2 separate regions of the Homo sapiens genome follow, and region 2 is linked to region 1. Evidence: read pairs that join two places in POLR2A ChIA-PET (ENCODE). Cell type or tissue: GM12878. All regions are shown on one strand. Region 1 overlaps AUTS2 (activator of transcription and developmental regulator AUTS2). Region 2 overlaps AUTS2 (activator of transcription and developmental regulator AUTS2).

What was found. ChIA-PET counts read pairs that join two places held together with the same protein. Peaks named below come from ENCODE experiments on the same cell type or tissue, not always from the same donor. Only the 100,000 strongest peaks of a DNase experiment are listed, where the experiment ranks them.
Region 2: POLR2A ChIA-PET joins it to region 1 with 7 read pairs; 1 of 35 experiments calls an interaction of 5 or more read pairs at or near these places.

What each region holds. Positions count from the first base shown.
Region 1 is chr7:69,845,652-69,848,151 of GRCh38, reverse strand. The region is part of intron 1 of AUTS2 (activator of transcription and developmental regulator AUTS2); the gene reads right to left. Among named protein-coding and RNA genes, the nearest start is that of AUTS2, 250 kb to the right of the region's middle. In GM12878, no CTCF peak of the experiment used is centred here; no DNase peak of the experiment used is centred here; H3K27ac peaks cover 53 bases.
Region 2 is chr7:70,723,486-70,725,985 of GRCh38, reverse strand. The region is part of intron 6 of AUTS2 (activator of transcription and developmental regulator AUTS2); the gene reads right to left. Among named protein-coding and RNA genes, the nearest start is that of GALNT17, 410 kb to the left of the region's middle. RefSeq lists an enhancer at 380-1,071. In GM12878, no CTCF peak of the experiment used is centred here; no DNase peak of the experiment used is centred here; H3K4me3 peaks cover 378 bases; H3K27ac peaks cover 1,287 bases.

The DNA.
Region 1 (2,500 bases):
CCTATTCCTATGAGGGTATGAGGGCCACCTGTGGCTTACAGCAAACCACGGGATCTATGACAAGGCTCTGCCAGTCTCTAATGACTTACAGGACAAAGTACAGATGGCTGTTCTCTATCCCATGCCTCAGTTTCTCTCTCTGCAGAATCAGAACCTCCCACCAACAACTGTTACTCCAAAGTAAATCCAGTGCAAAGGAGGAATGACCTTAGAGGAAACTAAAGGAAGAAACTGGGAAGTGATAAAAGGAGGATCGCCTAGTACTTGGATGAGAATAGAGCAAGAGCAAGAGCAGAGCTGTTTTCAGAGGCGACAGATGAAGTGCCAGGTCAGGCCTCTGCAAGTTTAGAGCCCTCCAGCTTCCCTTTCTCTGTCCTCAACCTTCATCTGTGGCTCCCTCCTCGCTCTCACGTTCAAGTGTTCGGCTTTCTACTCTTGCCCACCTCACAAAGTATGATCTGAGCAAAGGCTTGATTCTTCTAGTCTTTTATTTTCTAGTATAAAAGTAAGCTTGTAGGTCCTCATTCCAGGGGCACCGGCCTTTTGAACAACAAATCAATCTGAAAAAGGAAAAAAATGTAGGTCAGGGAAGCAGGACATAATGAAGAAGGCCAGGTAGATTCCCAGAGATGTACTGGTGCTGAGGCTCAGAGATGAATCCTGTTTTAAAGGCTATGGCGGAGCAAAGTAGATGTTACACTCTGAACTCAGCACACTTAGAGCAAAATGCAAAGTTTTCCCCATGATCTACAAAGAATGACAGAATTTGCTGCGGGACAAGAATCTCAGGCCCACCATTTACCATATGACTTTGTGAACTCCTCAAAGGCAGAATGCTAGGTCTTTTTCCTCTCTCTATCCACACGCTCAGTGTAATACCTCAGGAACTGAGTCAATCAGGAATTAAAGGATGAATTAATGAATAAAGAAACTCTTATTCTACGGCTTTAGTACTCTGTAACTTTTGATCTCTACGTCGTATGTTCTATTAAGCCAGCTTGAAAGACAGGACAAGTAATAATATTTAAAGCAATTATGCATGTACTGGGGGGTAGGGGAGAGGGGAAAAATTAAGGAAAGTAAGACAAATTTATAAAATGCCTTAAGGTGCATTTCAAGGTTAAGAGCCTGGGCTGTGCTACTAGATTGCCTAGATTCTAGTCCTGCCTCAACCACCTGCTACTATATAACTTTGCTCAAATGACTTAGCTTGCTCCATATTGTTTTCTCATCTGTAAAATGGGAATTATTAACACCTAGATTAGAAAGCTGATGTGGGGGCCGGGTGTGGTGGCTCATGCCTGTAATCCCAGCACTTTGGAGGCCAAGGCAGGCGGATCACTTGAGGCCAGGAGTTTGAGACCAGCCTGGCCAACATGGTGAAACCCTGTCTCTACTAAAAACACAAAAATTAGCTGGACATGGTGGCACACACCTGTAATCCCAGCTACTCAGAAGGCTGAGGCATGAGAATTACTTGAACCCAAGAGGTGGAGATTGTAGTGAGCCAAGATTGTGCCACTGCACTCCAGCCTGGGCGACAGAGGGAGACTCTGTCTCCAGAAAAAGGGGAAGAAAGTTGCTGTGGGGATTAAATGAAACAATACCTGTAAAGCACTTAGTGTAACACCCGACACATAGGGAGTGCTCAAAAGATGTTGGTATTTATTATGAATATCGTATTATGGATTCTGGGCCCAATGCCAGGCATATATTAAAGAAAGGAGTGAAGTAAAGGAAGCACATGACAAGAGAAGTTCAGTGGCTCAAGTCTCTGCAAAGCCACCTTCCAAATATTGTTCTTAGAAATTCTGGATGACTGCAAACCCAACAAAAGCCACAAAGTAATAAGACTGCCAAAAAGGCTAATGTGGTCTTGGCTTGCATTAAGAGAGTCACAGAGTCCAGAATAATCATAGAGTGGTCAACTACGTTTTTTTCTGTACACTCTCAGACTACAACTGTCAGTGGTAAACTTTGTGAATATCAATATGCCTAGAAGCAAAATGCATGTAGAATATATTAACAAAAGGCACAGACCAAAAAAAAAAAATCCCAAATAAACTTGAAAGAAATCATAAAACTTGAGAGTGAGAAAAGAGGGAAGTGGTCATTTAGTCTGAATCCTCATCCTGTCATAAAGCAACAGGGGAGCAGTGAAGCTCCTCATCATGAACCTCTTAAAAGCAGGAACTGTGTATCATTATTGTTACCTCAAGTGGCTGCCCAGAACCAGAATGTCCACAGTCAGTGTCAGAACAGAATTGCAGCCCCAGGCACCTGCATCCCAGGAGTTGTGCTGACTACATCAGCACTGCCTTTGATTGGATTGGTGGAAAACAGAGAAGAGGAAAGAGTACAGAAGAAAGAATCTGGGATGTCCTGACAAACTCGTCTCACCTCCAGCTTGCTCTAGGGTCAGCAGAGGGCCACCCTATGCAGTGGTAGTTCACCAGCACAGCTTTAGAGAACTGGACCCTCCCTTCGTTCACAAACACTC
Region 2 (2,500 bases), 880 kb before region 1:
CAGTGGCACGATCTCTGCTCACTGCAACCTCAATGTCCCAGGTTCAAGCAATTCCCCTGCCTCAGCCTCCCGAGTAGCTGGGACTACAGGCGCCCACCACCCACGCTGGTCTCAAACTCCTGACCTCAGGTGATCCACCTCCCAGGTCCTTTATATAAAGGGGAGGACAATTAAGGACAGCACTGTCTATTTTTATTACATTTGGCCATTTATCTCTACTAGGGGCAATGAAACCACTTCAGGGCTTTCAAATTCTCTACCTGTAGGAACTGACCCAAAACAAATAGAAGGACCTTAACCTTAACTCTTGGCTGAACTCAACATTCTTCAATCAGATACATCAATCCCTGCAGGCAAATGTGCTAACGGCAGAGCCAAACCAGATTTTGGACTCTCAGGGAATGCCACTGCTTTCCCATTTGTCATGTAAGTTTGTTAAATGGAAAATCCTTAGGCAGTTGCAAAAATGAAAGTACATTTGGTGTTGACAGTCACGACAGAACATGGGGACTAGAGTTGCTCCCAAATTTCATTCATTCTTACAACATAATTCTCCTCAACAGTTGCCCTTATTAAAAAGGATTAACGGCTGGCCACTGTAATTTCCATTCTACCCAAGGCATCCTTTTAAAATGGGCTGTTGATAGTCGCTGCCAATGAATGCTCCAAGTTGATGACATTTCAAACAGGCTTTCAGGGTGCTGACAATGGACCTTCCCTTATGTTCAGCCAGGGCACTCACTTCCGACATTTACCCGAGAGGAAAAGGGTAAACCACTTTCAAAGTCCAATTTAATTTGTCTAAGTCTTAAACGGAAGGTCATTTTTCTGTCTTACTAAAAGGCCCAACCTCCTTGCTCTCTTTCTCAAAAGATCTGTAAATCATTGTTTAAGCAGACAAATTATAAAATGTGATATCATATCCTACATAAATGTACCATAGTTCTTCATTTCTAAGACACAGGTTCTCCCTCTCCCACCCCTGCACAAGCATGTGCTAACGTTTCTGAAATCCAGATATCCTACAATCAACATAGCAGTTTTTAACGTCCTAGTGTTTCTCAAACTCACTCCCTCCCCAAAAAACCAGTATTAAGTCAATGGTACACCTTGTAATGGAGACAGTAAATTGTTTAATGTATGGAATTATTGAAAAGATCCCTCTAGATTAAGTACTACTAATCTAGTTTTAGCAGTATGCTACCACCTTAGCACCTTACACATAAAGAATGTCAGGATGAGGCCGGGCGCGGTGGCTCACGCCTGTAATCCCAGCACTTTGGGAGGCCGAGGCAAGCGGACCACGAGGTCAGGAGATCGAGACCATCCTGACTAACACGGTAAAACCCTGTCTGTACTAAAAAATAAAAAAATTAGCCGGGCGTGGTGGTAGACGCCTGTAGTCACAGCTACTCGGGAGGCTGAGGCAGGAGAATGGTGTGAACCGAGGAGGTGGAGCTTGCAGTGAGCCAAGATCACGCCAATGCACTCCAGCCTGGGCGACAAAGCGAGACTCTGTCTCAAAAAAAAAAAAAAAAAAAAGTCAGGATGAAAATAAAATCATTCTTCCAAAAATAAACTGATGTTTTAATTCTCACTATGCCTTGATTTTTGATAAGCTTACTATAAAACAGAGAATCTAGTTATAATATTAGTTTTGTACACCTGCAGGGTTATAAATCAAATATGGAATCAAATTGCTGATAAGCACATATGAAAGTAACTGAAAACACCTAAAGGTATATATGTGCCTGCAAAATCACAGCCACATCTTCATTTATAAAAGAAGTCCTCAGCCAAATGGGGTGGCTCACGCCTGTAATCCCAACACTTTGAGAGGCCGAGGCAGGCGGATCACCTGAGGCTAGGAGTTTGAGACCAGCCTTGCCAACATGGTAAAACCCCATCTCTACTAAAAACACAAAAATTAGCCAGGTGTGGTGGCAGGTGCCCATAATCCCAGCTACTCGGGAGGCTGAGGCAGGAGAACTGCTTGAACCGGGAGGTGGAGCTTGCAGTGAGTGGTGATCGCACCACTGCACTCCAGCCTGGGTGACAGACCCAGACTCTGTCTCAAAAACCCTTCTCAAATTCTCAAAAAGTCTACATGTATACTTGCAAAGGTCTATAAACAAAACGTTAGTTTCAGGAATACTTGATCTTTATTTCAGAATTTTATTTTCTAGGTAATGACTCCTAACAAATCAGCTTTACATGTGGGCCAATGACCTGTTAAACTAAAACCCAAATACACAAGTTTGTTTTATTGAAAATACATAAATAAGAGCAGAGCTACGCGAGTATTTTTCTCTACAACTCAGAAAGGTAAATTAAAACAGTTTCTCTGGGGAAAAAAATAGAGCCTTTTACTTCCTTCAAATGCCTCCAAGCACTATGCACTTGACAATCTGTACAGCGGGCGCTTCCTGCTGTCTGTCTGACTCAAAAAGAAGAGCTCCTTTAACAGAGTGGCTAAGAGTGCAGGCTCTAGGGGCTTTCT